Linked DNA regions of Homo sapiens: regions 1, 2 and 3 are each linked to region 4. Evidence: chromatin contacts called from ENCODE Hi-C or POLR2A ChIA-PET data. All regions are on one chromosome and are shown on one strand. The core of a region is the stretch at or near the end of the contact, and the rest is flanking DNA. Distances in the headings are between cores, read along the strand shown.

Region 1 (3,231 bases), core at 411-2,910, 1.1 Mb before region 4:
TTCAGGTGGAGGAACCCACACCTTAGAGGTCTTTCTCTGGCCTTCCTCAGACGGTACCCTTGTCAGGTGAAGGACTGGTCCATGTCCCCCCTTCTATGTCACACTCCAGGTCTCAGGACCCAGTATTCCCGGCCCAAAGAGTCCTCAGCCACTTTCAGGCTTGCATGGGCCTCTTCCCAGGGAAAATCCTCCACAGGGTAGACTGCACAGCTTGGTATGCACCCCTAGACTCTGTTGATGACCACGTCCTGGCTGTTTATGGTGGCTGTAGATGACGCTTAGGTATCCAGGCTGGGGAGTAGAGAAGGGGAGCTGAGGGGAGAGTCTGAGAGTTCTCGAAGGAGTCTGAGAATTCTAAATTTAAACATGACCCTTTAGGTCGTTATGAAAATGTATAGTTTCATTATGAAATGGAACCTATTTTATAAGTCTGTTAGCTCTATTTATAATGTAACTATCTGGGCAGGTAGTGCGTAGGCCTCTGTTTGTACTCTTGCCTGGGCCCTGCAAATATTTGAGACAGGCCGAAATGAATCTAACTGTGCTTCCTCAGAGAGTTACCAAAGCTCTCTGCAGGCCAGGCTCCCTGGTGGCAGCCCTGAACCCCTTTCCTGAGGATGTGGGAGAGGAAAAGAGGGAGACATTTCTTGGATGTCTGCTATGTGCTGGAATCTGACCTGGGCTGTTTCCCTCACATCATCTCATTTGGGTCTCCCAGCTACTTGCCAGATAGGTATGTCATTGCCAATGTATAGATGAAGAAATGGAGGCCTAGCAGCATTTAAGAGCCTTAAGTGCCCAAGCTGGGATTCCAGCGCAGATCTGCGTGGCTTCAAGTCTGGCCGTCTTCCATGCTGCCATTAGAGTTCTGTCCACCTTGGCTCTCCTCCCCGACAGGATTCCCAGAGGGCCCGAAGTCAGTTACTTAAATGGGTTGAAATCAGACATGTACTATGCTTTGGGGAGAAACGAAACCAAACCATAAATTTCCCGAACCTTCTCTGGTTGGCCCTGTTTTTGTTCCAAAGCAGAAAAGGGCAAAGTACAGGAGGGGGCTGGGGCAGAGAGAGTGCAAACACATGGGTACAGAAGGCACGTGATAATTCGCTGTGGAAGCAAGAGAGCGGGTGGGTGCGGACGTGGGTGGGAGTGAGGGCTGAGACCAAGAAGTTTGGCTTTTGAGTCAGTCCTGGTTTTAAATCTAGGTCCCACCACTTACAAATTGTTCAACTTAGACCAAGTTGCTTAACTACATAGAATCTCGGTTTCACTATCTTCAAAAGATAATTGATAATAGGGTTTCTTCTAAGAGTCTTTGTAAGGAGGAAACGAAATCGCATCAGTAAGGCCCCAGCCCGCAGCAGGTTCTCGACAACATTCATTCCCTTCCACCCTCTCCTTCCTCCTATTGACAGAGTTGCTTCAGCCCATTTTGGCATTCTGTAGATTTCTACAGCTGAGAAATCCAAAAATAAACTTGAATTATGGTGGGTTTAGCACCGAGGCACTTCTGTGTAAATAGCAGAAGTGAAAAGAAAAAAAAGGCCATCTCATTTCTAGTATTTGAAACCAAGCACCCTCATCGTGTGGGCGACTCATAGTAGAGGGGGCAGGGGGAGCGAGGTTTGGCATTTTTTCTCTGCTGTTTTTGTTTTTGTTCTGTGATGATGTGGGGGACTCTCCAGGGACATCATGCGTCACAGAGCAGGGGAGAAAGGGGAGGTGAAGACAGAGCAAGTAGGGAAATTTGATCCGGTCTCTGACGTTGTAGGGCAGAATTGGGGAAAGAGGGAGTGTCGGTCAATGGGTGGAAAAGGTCCCGTGGCTGTCATGCCCTTCTTACCTCCTGCCCCGAGACACAGTTGGGCAAGTCCCTTAATTCATTTTTCAGTGAGTTTCCCAAGAAAGGCCGTCTTCCGGAACATGTGTTATTCCTGAAATACATGGCAGACTCGGTTGAAAGGGTGTGTGTTTGTGGGTCACAGAGACTCACAAAAAGAGAAGGCAAGGGGCTGGCCCGCTTGACGTGAGCCCACATGGATGGGAGTCACAGGTGATTATTATTATTATTAACAAAAGGCTTCCCTTACCTCCCCAAACCTAACTTTTCACTATTCATACCATCCATGTCTTATAGGCCCAGGGAGATGAAAAAGTGAGTTTACCCAAGGGAATTCACAAGGGCCTAAGTAGAAGAGCCAGGATTTGAACTGGCTGCCCCTTTCTCTCTATGGGGCTGGCATTGGCCATCCTAATAATGGGGGAAAAGTTGGGTTAACGACCAGCGGCCTGGGGAATTCAGGTCACCTTGATGTTTGCCCTATGGTCTTGAGTTTTGCAACTTAAAAAAACAAAAAACAAAAAACTATACACACACACACACACACACACACATTATCTATCTACCTCTATTTTTTTAAGACAAGGTCTTGCTTTGTCACCTAGGCTGGAGTGCAGTGGCACGAGCACAGCTCACTGCAGCCCTGACTTCCCATGTTCAATTGATCCTCCCACCTCAGCCTCCCAAGTAGCTGGGACTACCAGCACATGCCACCACACCTGGCTAATTTTTTTATTTTTTGTAGAGGCAGGGTTTCATTATATTGCCCAGGCTGGTAAATGGACATATTGACATTACAAGTCGATGTTGTTTTTATAGAAGGAGCAAATAATGCAAAAGGGACCAACTCATCAGTGAAAACATATCATACCATGCTTGGTGTTTGCCTTGGCTAGAAGTCTCTGGAGGTGAATTTATGGAGAATGCATTCAAGCTGCCTCCCATTCCCACTATATAGATAACGAGAGGAAGGGGTTTAAGCTGCAATAGGAGGCTGTTGGAGAGACTCAAGGAGAAGCTTCCTGACCGTAGACGGTTGATAAATATAGGAGCCACTGGAGGGTGGAAGCAATAACTTTCCAATCCCCCGAGCCTTCCAGCATTTTTTGGTGTTTGCCAAATATCATCACCTCCTACCTCTCACCAGCGCCTGGACTCAACCTTTCTAGAGCCAGCTCAAATGCCACCCCTTCAGACTTCCCAGCATTGCTGTGAGGAATCGTGGGCTTTTCTTTCCTGCTCCCAGTGTGACTTTGGTACCTTTATTTAGCATCTATATTGTCCTCCCTTGACTTAAAGCCAAGTTGTTAATTCTCCCCTTTCTTGAGTTCTTAGAGGGCAGGGATGCATTCCATTCATCTTTATCACCAACACCTAAGGTGACACCTGGC
Region 2 (3,315 bases), core at 27-2,526, 1.1 Mb before region 4:
TGTATATCTGAGAAGAATATGTATTCTGCTGTTGTTGGGTGGTGTTTTATAGATAGACGTTAGGTCTAGTTGGTTCATAGCATTGTTCAAATCTTCTGTTTTCTTGTTGATCAACTGCTTAGTTGTTGTATCTATTATTGAAAGGAGGATATTTAAGTTTCTATTATTGTTGAATTATGTGTTTCTCTTATTTCTTGCTTTATGTGTTTCTCTTATTTCTTTGACAATTCTGTCAATATTTGTTTCATATATTTTTAGGCTCTGTTATTTAGGTGCATATATATTTATAGTTGTTATGTCTTCCTGATGGATTGACTCTTTTTGAAAAATTTTCATCCTTTTTCTTAGAGACAGGGTCTTGTTCTGTCACACAGGCTGGAGTGCAGTGGCACAATCATACTTTACTGCAACCCCAAACGCCTGGCCTCATGCAGCCCTCCTACCTCAGCCTCCCGAGTAGCTGGGACTACAGGTGCATGACACCATGGTTGGCTAATTTATTTAAACAATTTTTTTTTTGTAGAGATGAGGTCTTGCTATGTTGTCCAGGCTGGTCTCAAACTCCTGGCTTCAAATGATCCTCCTGCCTCAGCTTCCAAAAATGCTGAGATTACAGGCATGAGCCACCACACCCAGCCTGGATTGACCCATTTATCATTATAAAATGTCCTTCTTTGTCTTTATAAACAAATTTTGTCTGAAAGTCTATTTTGTTTGATATTAGTCTAGCATTTTTGAATGACATATCTAATATACATACTACTACTTTTTGGGTGTTATATCTTTTTCCATTATTAGAATGTTTCTTTTCTCTATGCTTTCATTGGCATCCCAGCAGCAGCTACAAGTCTTTGATTCCAGAGTCCATCAGCCAGCCCCTACCACTGTGGTACCAGCACTTGATAAGTAACCCCCATCATGGTTCCAGCTCCTGCCCCAGTTTCTGGGTTTTGGTAACATAACCTTCTCCCTGTGTCCCTCCAGCTCTAGGGGTGGTGGCAACTTCCTGCGGTTATTAATCTCTGGGTGGCCTTGCCCTCCCTTGTTTGGCTTCAGCTCTTCCATCACCTGTATAACTGGTTCTCTATGTTAAATTTCTTCTGTTTGGAATACCTAGAGTGGCTCTTGTTTGCTTTGACTCTGATTGATACAAGGTGATTACTGTCCCCAAGGAGTTTAAGTTATAGAAGAAGTTAAGGTTAGATCATACCCCTGTTGTCAACGGTTATTATGGTCAAGAGCAAGTCTGACATGGCACTCGACTTCAAACAAGGGAAGGAAACCGAAGATTGCACGGGGCTGATAGCAAGACAGACAAGCAGGTAGAATAGCTTTCATTCTCTCTAAACTTATAAAAAACATTCCATTGGGGTGTAATGCATGAGCCTAGCTCTTTGGCAGCTGCCAGTGTAGTTTTGGGTAAGTTTCTTGCTCTCTCTAGGCTTCATTGTTCTCAAGTGTAAAGTGAGGTGATTAGACAGCCTAGAAGGACCTAAGCTTTGGCCTTCTGAGACTGAAGTCTGGGACCTTCCCCTGGCACCCAGCCCCTTGCTTAGCCATTCTCCATTATTCCCAATTGCCCAAATGAAGGCATGAGAAATTCTTGCCAAAATTTTGCTTCAGCCCAAAGGTTTTGGTTGCCCTTATCACCGGCTTTTGGAGCAGATTCACTTTTAGGGATATCAGCAATCTCTGGAACTAGGTGGAAGGACTCTAAGAGGTTATACATTGGCAGGTGTGTTGGTAAGAAAGGTCAGGGCAACTTCAGTTTGGAACTATTTCAGAAGCTTTCTGCTGGAGTCCTTTTCCATGTGCCAGATGCACCTTAAAAAATGAGTTTAGGCTGGTGGCTCACACCTTTAATCCTAGTACTTTGGGAGGCCCAGAAGGGAGGATCATTTGAGGCCAGGAGTTTGAGATCAACCTGGCCAGCAGAGTGAGACCCTGTCTCTACTAAAATATAAACAACTTAGCTGGGTGTGGTGGTGAGCACCTACAGTCCTAGTTACTTGGGAGGCTGAGGTGGGAGGATTGCTTGAACCCAGGAGTTTGAGGCTGCAGCAAGCTATGATTGTGCTACTACACTCCAGCCTGGGTGACAGAGTGAGACTCTGTCTAAAAGAATAAAAATAAAAATAAAAATGAGCTTAATGCCAGACCTGTCTGTATTTCAGTCCTGCCTCTCCTATAACTTCTAGGTGACCTTGGGCAAGTCACTTCTCTCTGGTTCTTGGATGCCCATCCGAAAAGCAATAGGATTAGACCCTACAAACTCTAGGCTTCTTTCTCAGGATAATCTTTTTTATCCATGAGAATTTTCTTGGTTCTTTAGCTAGCATAGACTCCCCACAGAAGGTCCCAGAGGAATAAGAGTTTATGAACAGACTAGAACTGGAGAGTTCGTGGCAGATGTGCCAGGTTGTCAGGGGGATAAAGGGCCGCTCCTTGGTTCTGATTTCCTCAGCAGCCTGTGCTTGATGCCAAGTGGTGTTGTCCAACCCAGACCTGATTCCTCCCTTGACTGTCCTCCGACCTTCCAATTCTAGCTGCATGGACATTGCACACTTGGTCTCAGGAGACTCCAGTTTCAGTTTCTTAGCTGGTTCTCTGAGTGAGGTGATGGGGAATCCCTAGCATTTCTTAGTACTGATTGTGAGCTTCCCCTCTGCATGTTAGCATGCAGTTCGTGACGATTCACTACAAATCTGCTCTTTATGGAGGGAGAGTATAGGGGGAGCCCAGTATCACTTTCCAAATCCTACCCATCCTTTGAGGCCCAGGCAGGCCCTACCTATACCACAGTTTGTCCTCTGAACTCTGAGAGCACTTAACTTCAGGGACACCCAAATTGACATTTACATCAAGGGCATGTGAATTATTTTCTATTTTAGAATAGAGTTTGTACTTCTTGAAAATAATATTGTACCATGTAGCTCTTTTTGGTAATCTTTGCATTGCCTTGAATAGTGCTGATTTTAAAACTAGATTTTAAAATATAATTTGGCATAGTTCAATAAGTCTGGGTTTCATGTGCTGTCTTCTCTATCCCAGGAGATTCTGTCTCATGTTATTGTTAAGAGCATGTGTGGCATGCCTAGCAAGAAACCTGAAGCCAGCTCCTTGAGATTGCTCCCTCTTTCACTCTGGAGATTCCTAAAAGTCAATGCAAGAATTCTAGAAAGGAGCCCCTGATGGATGCCAAGGGTGTCATTTGAATGGGCACCATTGTTGCTGGAGAGGATGTGGAGAAATAGGAACACTTTTACACTGTTGGTGGGACTGTAAACTAGTTCAACCATTGTGGAAGACAGTGTG
Region 3 (3,362 bases), core at 352-2,851, 1.0 Mb before region 4:
AGATACTGACAGCTCCCTGATCAGCAACTGTATCATGCTTTTGGGATAACAATTTTTATTAAAATTAGGCAGCATTTTATTCCTGGAAGCAGTGCAAAAGGTAATTGGTATGACAATGAACTTCACATTCTCTTATAATGGTAAATAGCTTCATAAATGCTGGGAATAAATTTTGAGAGTCTACCTGAAAAACTTTTATTCATCATTCACAGCCCATTTCAAAATTTTTCTCCTCAAGGGAACTTTCTTGATACATTACCTGGGCAGAATTAACTGCTCCCCCATCTGTATTCCTATACAGTTTACACAGATCTATATTATTATAACTTTTTTTTAACTTATCAATATGGCTAGATTGTATGCTACTTGGAAAGAGGGACCATGTCAGGACCTAGCTCAATTCTTAGGAAATTTTTTCCTAGTATTACCAGCTCACAACATAACCAGGCACATGTGAGCTTGTTCTTTACATCAACATACATCACAAATAGTGAGGTACAAAAAGACAAAAATTCATCTTTGGAAAGAAGGCAAATAAACTTCTATGACTATTGGAGGTATTTGCAACCAAACATGTGGAATAGATCTGATTTTTCGCTTCTATTATTAATTTTAAGGAAATTCCCTGGAGCATAAGGAATGAGTCCTGGTGTGGAAAGAAACAGCTCATTTTCTCAATGGTCCAACCTGAGTCTTTCCCTCTTAAAGAACAGCCAGAAACCTTTGACTCTGGTGTAGATTTCCTTTCTGCTCACATTAAGGGAGCTGTCAACATCCAGCAGGCCTCGCTGCAGGGGACCCTGACAACTAACATAAGCTCCCTGTACGTTATACTTCATTGTTAATACTTTAAAATTATTGCTCTCTTTTGCTAGAATACAAAATTTAAGAGTGGGCTTGTACATTTGTCCACCGTTGGATCCATCTTTGGTGCCTGGCATAAAAATAAATACCCGATAAATATTTGTTCAAGAAATACTTTATACGGGGTACGCTTATGACACTATTTCGCTTAACACTCACAAGTACTTTATATGTACAGCTATCCCCATTTTACAGATGAAACAAGGGAGTCTCGGAAAGTTTAAACAACTTGTCTGAAGCCATATGCAGCCAGGAAGTGCCAAAGTTGGGTTTCAAACCCAGGCCAAACTATTTCAGAGCTCTGCTCGTCCTCAAGTCGCTGCCTGAACCAATGGGGGAACCTTCTGCCCGGGTGGGGGGTGAACCACGGACCTGCCTTGCCCACGGCTTCCTGAGGTCGCTCTCTTTGTCTTGGAGAATGTACTTTACTAGCAACTCCCCTAAAACGGGGTATTCACAGGTGCTTTGACCAATTTCGGGGGACTGGCCTTGCCTCCAAGGAGGGGGCCCCAGATGGGACTCCCTCCCAACCCTCGCTCTGCTAGGCCTCAAGGAGGCCTCAACCGGCTCCTGGCTCTGGCCCCACGGCCAAGGCTGAACCCCAGCAACCCCCGGGAACTCGGGGTCTAGCCAAGCGGGGACACCACGACTTGCACCCACCGACCCGGTCCGTCCCACTTGGAAACACTCACCCGCGGGCAGAAAAAGCGCCCGCAGCTCCGGCTTCGCTTCCCTTTGTCCCGCGCTCGCCCCGCCCCTCGCGTCCGGAGCTTCCGCACTCGCACTTTCCACACTCTTCTTAATTTTTTTTTTTTTCCGGGCCCCACCCGACCCTCTTTAGAAAAACTAACCTTCTAGTGAAGATGCGGTGATGCTTAGCACACTCAGGGATTTTTTTCAGGACCCATTGGATCCTCAAAACTCCCCGAATTTTGATACTTTCCCAGCCGGGCGCTGATTCGTCACGGCGAAGAGGGCCGAGGAGGCCCGACCTAACACAGAATAGGCCTGGGTTTAGCGGCTGTGAGGAGCCGGAGCCGCCGCAGCGACCGAGGAAGTGGCGGGAGGTGCCGAGCCTTGCGGAGGGGCGGTGGGGGCCGCGGTGGGAGACGGCGGATGGCGCTCAGCGCGAGGCCGCGGAACCACTGTGGCAGCAAGCAGTTCGGCCAGACTCCCGCTGAGCCCGCTCCTGGAGGGGCCCTCCCCGACTCCGGTCTTGCTTTCCTTTAGGCTGTGGGTCAGAGTCTACACTTCACTAAACCTGGGATGGAGGCGTGGAGGACTTGCTTCGCGGCGTTTGCGTCCTCGCAGGCGCCTCGCAGGGCTTCCTGCCCTCACGGCGGGGGAGTAGCTTTGGCGAAAATCAGCACGAGTTCTGCAGTTTTTCCAAGCGCTTTTAGGGTGTAATCGTCCCAGGTTTCTAAGCCAAGGCCCGGAGAGTTGACCCCCTCGCAACAGCTTGTGTGTCCTTGCAGCGCCGCGGGTGCCACCTGGTCTCCGCCTCAGCGCTGCCTCGGCTCCTTCGGTTCCCACCAGCGGGAACGACCGTCCCCACTTTCAGCTTAAACTCATCTGTCCTTCTGGATCCAGCTCAGAGGTCTCTTTGTGATGCCCTCCTGGAACTTCCCCCCTAGTAATCCTTCCTTTGTATTCCCGTGGCTCTTTGATAATAATGGTTGGAGTCCTGAACCCGACCCTTTGTATCGGACCGTGTTTGTCATCTCCAGTGCTTTATGAAGGCCTTGAAAGCAAGGTTCAGCCGTCTGTATTGGTCATCTTCCCATTGCCAGTGCCTACGAAGGGCTTGACCCATTCATTGTTAGACGCTCAGTAAGTGTGTATTGAGGCAGCCCTCTGTGCCACTCCAGGGCTCTTTCCACTAAATCATGAGTATGTTGGTTTACCAGATGGAATGAGTAGCCTCTTCTTTGGATACATAAACACCCGATGGATATTGTGGGTCACTGTGGAGGGAGAATGAACGTATGGGATCCCTGACCTGTGGTTACTGGAAAACAGTTGACATTTAGAGAGAGGCTGAATTCTTGGGCTTCCCGTAGCCCCCATCCTGAGTGTGCCAACAGGGACTAGAAGCATCTCTAGTCTGCAAAGCGAGGAACAAGTGATACTCTGTCCAATTTTTCCAATATTGTTATACTCATGAATAGAGATTAATGAAATTGAAGAGCATATTCAAGAGAAAGACTAAAGGAGAAGTCGTCTGCCCCGTGGACAGGCAGCTTGAGTGGTGCTTGAGAAAATGTACATGAAATTGCTTGTTAAAAAATATTCACGCCTGTAATCCCAGCTCTTTTGGGAGGCCGAGGCGGGCAGATTACTAGGTCAGGAGATCGAGACCATCCTGGCTAACACGGTGAAACCCCGTCCCTACTAAAAATACAAAAACAAAATTAGCCGGGCGTGGCGGCGGGCGCCTGTGGTCCCAGCTATTGGGGAGGCTGAGGCAGGAGAATGGCGTGAACCCGGGAGGCGGAGCT
Region 4 (3,168 bases), core at 340-2,839:
ACAGAGGTGGTGACAATGACATGGTTTATCCCCAGCTGACCTTTTCCAGAAAAGATCCTATCAGTCAGTGTTCTGCATTTTAAAATGTGCCACCAGGATGGGGCACGGCAGCTTGAGCCTGTAATCCTGGCACTTTGGGAGACTGAGGCTGTAGGATCGCTAGAGCCTAGGAGTTTGAGACCAGCCTGGGCAACATAGGGAGACCGCCCCCACCGCCCACCTTTACAAAAAAATTAAAAATTAGCCGGTCATGGTGGCATGCATCTGTAGGCTCAGCTACTCAGGAGGCTGATGCAGGAGGATCACTTGAGCCCAGGAGGTCAAGGCTGCAGTGAACCATGACTGAGCCACTGCAATCCAGCCAGGGCAACAGAGCAAGATGCTATCTCAAAAAAAAAAAAAAAAGTGCTATTAAGAGCTGAACTCTGTTCTGGGGGGAGTAGCCTTTCCTTCCCTTCTCTGAGCCTCAGTTTCCCTATATATAAAAGAAAGGAATCAGATAAGATGGCCTGAAAGGCTGCCACCAGTTCTAATGCTCTCAGGTCCTGCTCTCTGACCTACCCAGGACACATGGAACCATCATCACCTCCTTGATCCAGGCACTCTACTCCTCATAATGGAACCAAGATGGTCTTCACTTTATTTTTTTTTTCCCATTGTCCCTGTCCTTACTGCCCTCTGTGTTATGCCAACCTCCTCTGAGTTAACTGAGGCTCAGAGGCTCAAGCAGTCTTTGCCACCCTCTCCCCACTGTCCCCCCCACCCCTCACTCTCCCACCAGACTGTCTGCTCCATCCCCGTCCCAACTGCTCCCACCTGGACTCCCTGCTGCCCTTGGTTCCTACCCCACCCCTCTGTCCACTCCCCCACTCACATACCTGGCCCTCCTTCCCCCATGCAGCCCATCTACCTTCACAGGGAGGCAGCAAGACACCCCCGCCGGCCTAGGAGGGTCGAGATCCTAGGACTCTACTTTTTCCAGTCCTGGTATTTGCCTACACGCCCCAGCCTCCCACCCCCAGCGCCCCCCCCAACACACACACACCCACACACACACACACGCACGCACGCACGCAATTATAACCCCCTTAGGGACAGCCGTTGTGTCTGCTGTAGTTTAGCCTTGGATTCATCATGGCTTCGACATCGCCGGCCCTGGGCCAGTGTTCGAGAGCATGGCCCCAAACAGTTCTTGCTCTGTTCAGCTCCCCACATTGCCAAGCTGCGAGCGGGCTCTCTGTGCTTCCTGCCTTCTGTCTGCCTCGCCTGTTCTCTCCAGGTAGGCGGCTCCTCCTCCAAGCTCCCCCAGCCCTGGGCTGACCTCTGTCACCTGGATGGTGGGTGCGGGTTCTCCGGGCATGCACCTCGTTCCCCTCTTTACTCCCAGCAGTGGCTGAAACTTGTGGGTGCTTGATCGTGCTAGTTAAATGAATGAACATGTGGTGGTTACAGGCAAACCCACAATGCCACACAGGACACCGACCAACAACTGAAAACGGTGACAGCTGCCCTTACCCGCAGCTCCCCAGCGTAGCCCTCCCCCATCGCAGCCAGACCGGCTTGCCCACTGCGCAGCAAGGCGGAGCCCCGCACAGCTAAGCCCGGGCGTGGTGCTCGCGGCGCCCTCTGCTGGCCGGGCCCACGGCCTCCTCCTGCGCACGCGCGCCGCCACCCCGGGACCAGACCTAAAGGGAGAAGGCGCGATCTGGGGCCCTCCCTCCGCACCCCCTCGCCCCGAGAAGCCCCAAACCCAGGTCTTTGACCCTCATGAACATCCTTTGTCCTTCCTCTCTCCTGCTCCCCCTGCAAACATTTTAGGCATCCCTAAATGATCACCAGCCCTCGCCTGCTCTCTTAGCAGGCCTCCAGGTGGGGTTAGAATTGTCAAATGCTGGCACAGGACGAAACCCTAATAATAATAACTATGATGATGACGGCAGCTGCTGCTGAGCGGGCACTTTGTGGTTACCTTAGCAACCTTCCACCATCCAGGAAGTGCAGCCCCTTCTTTCACAGGCGGCAGCTGCAGCCAGAGGCGTGCGGGGACTTCCCAAGGTCACACAGCAAGAATCCTAAGAAACCCGGGGTGTTTCCTCTGCCTACGTGGAGCTAACCCTGCCTCCAGAAGCAGGGGCCTTGAGATGGGAGCAGAGCGATCTGGTGCCCCGGAAACCCCACCCCCACCCCCACCTTGCCCCATGCGCAGCGAACGTGGCTACATTTCCTATCGTTTGTCCAACCCATCATTTTGCCTTTGGGAAAATTGCAGGGGAGGTGGAGGCCAGAGGACAGGGAGACAAACGTTCGTGGGCATCTGCCACGAGCACATTTGCCACGCTTTGTGACAGGCCCTTTCCCGTTACACACCACACCTGCCCAGGACCGCAGCACAGAACCAGGACCCAAACCCGCCGACTCCCTCCCTAGTGCTCCTTCCTCACCCCCCACCCCCTCCCCCCTCCGCAAGTTCTCTCTTGGAAAAGGGGCCGCTGGGAAGGGGAGGAAACGCACTCACTACAGGACTCCAGGTGGGGTCCAGAGGCTCTGCCCCTGGTGCCTCTTCCCCAGCCCTAAAGCCCCCAGCCCTAGAGAGGGGACCCTCCTGCACAACATCTCCAGGGGACCGGGTACTCCACTAGGGTCGAGAAACGTTGAATAGTGCGGTGGGTGCGGGAGGCGCGCCTAGGTGCCGAAACCCGGTCTGTGCTGCCATCCTGTGGCCATTGCAGGAAGTGTGCCTGTCAGGCCGCTCTGCATTGAACCTGAAATGCCGGGTCACCCTTGGGTTGAGTGAAACCGGGCCCCATGCTGAGGCTACAAGGGACATAGAAAGGGACAAGACGCAGCCCGTGCCCTGAAAGAGCTTACAGTTCGGTAGGATGGCCTTCAAATGACATGATCCAACACTCAACTCGGCGCCAGATACCGCCCAAAATAGAAGATCGTGCAAAAGGTTCCAAAAGGTGGAGGCAGCCTGCCCCGAAGCACATCGAGAAAGCCCTCCTGCAGCAAAGCCGTGTCGAGACTGGGCCTTACAGGGCAGGCGGGGCTGGGGCAAACAGAGATGAAGGAAGGCGCTCCAGGCGGAGAGACCAGCCTGAGCAAAGGCACAGGGGCAGGAAACACGGATTCTCAGGAATCCAGCTTGTCCCAAGTCTAGGTCAACTG

Evidence for each region. Hi-C counts contacts between places; a loop is a spot of excess contacts on that map. ChIA-PET counts read pairs that join two places held with the same protein, here RNA polymerase II (POLR2A). Pooled maps may share reads with other maps.
Region 1: a map of heart left ventricle shows a loop between it and region 4 (4-fold over the local background). The contact joins two enhancer-like sites. A Hi-C loop is called at or near these places in 1 of 168 maps with a recorded cell type or tissue (heart left ventricle), 11 of 37 single-sample maps with no recorded cell type and 8 of 50 pooled maps. POLR2A ChIA-PET finds 5 or more read pairs at or near these places in 1 of 52 experiments (activated B cell).
Region 2: a loop to region 4 is called in a pooled map, with 2.0 times the contacts of the local background. The contact joins two enhancer-like sites. A Hi-C loop is called at or near these places in 1 of 168 maps with a recorded cell type or tissue (B cell), 16 of 37 single-sample maps with no recorded cell type and 14 of 50 pooled maps. POLR2A ChIA-PET finds 5 or more read pairs at or near these places in 6 of 52 experiments (B cell, CD4-positive, alpha-beta memory T cell, GM12878 and 2 more).
Region 3: a loop to region 4 is called in a map of endothelial cell of umbilical vein, with 5 times the contacts of the local background. The contact joins the promoter of SMARCE1 here to the enhancer-like site in region 4. A Hi-C loop is called at or near these places in 9 of 168 maps with a recorded cell type or tissue (CD8-positive, alpha-beta T cell, aorta, ascending aorta and 6 more), 7 of 37 single-sample maps with no recorded cell type and 25 of 50 pooled maps. POLR2A ChIA-PET finds 5 or more read pairs at or near these places in 7 of 52 experiments (CD4-positive, alpha-beta T cell, H1, PC-9 and 4 more).

Annotation. Positions count from the first base shown.
Region 1 is chr17:40,597,656-40,600,886 of GRCh38, forward strand. No RefSeq gene overlaps it. Among named protein-coding and RNA genes, the nearest start is that of CCR7, 34 kb to the left of the region's middle. RefSeq lists enhancers at 306-515, 942-1,236, 1,444-1,743. Within about 2 kb of position 1,661, at least 13 of the 41 ENCODE cell types and tissues checked have a DNase peak (open chromatin) inside an H3K27ac peak, as active enhancers do.
Region 2 is chr17:40,575,220-40,578,534 of GRCh38, forward strand. No RefSeq gene overlaps it. Among named protein-coding and RNA genes, the nearest start is that of CCR7, 11 kb to the left of the region's middle. Within about 2 kb of position 1,277, at least 3 of the 41 ENCODE cell types and tissues checked have a DNase peak (open chromatin) inside an H3K27ac peak, as active enhancers do; they include B cell, where a contact is called at or near this core.
Region 3 is chr17:40,646,217-40,649,578 of GRCh38, forward strand. SMARCE1 (SWI/SNF related BAF chromatin remodeling complex subunit E1) reads right to left here and starts at 1,602. Exons shown (of 11, transcript NM_003079.5): 1 at 1,557-1,602. RefSeq lists a silencer at 1,841-2,135.
Region 4 is chr17:41,664,447-41,667,614 of GRCh38, forward strand. No RefSeq gene overlaps it. Among named protein-coding and RNA genes, the nearest start is that of EIF1, 23 kb to the right of the region's middle. RefSeq lists enhancers at 747-1,266, 1,267-1,784, 1,305-1,394, 1,815-1,944, 2,815-3,044 and a silencer at 1,515-1,754. Within about 2 kb of position 1,590, at least 39 of the 41 ENCODE cell types and tissues checked have a DNase peak (open chromatin) inside an H3K27ac peak, as active enhancers do; they include B cell, CD4-positive, alpha-beta T cell, CD8-positive, alpha-beta T cell and 5 more, where a contact is called at or near this core.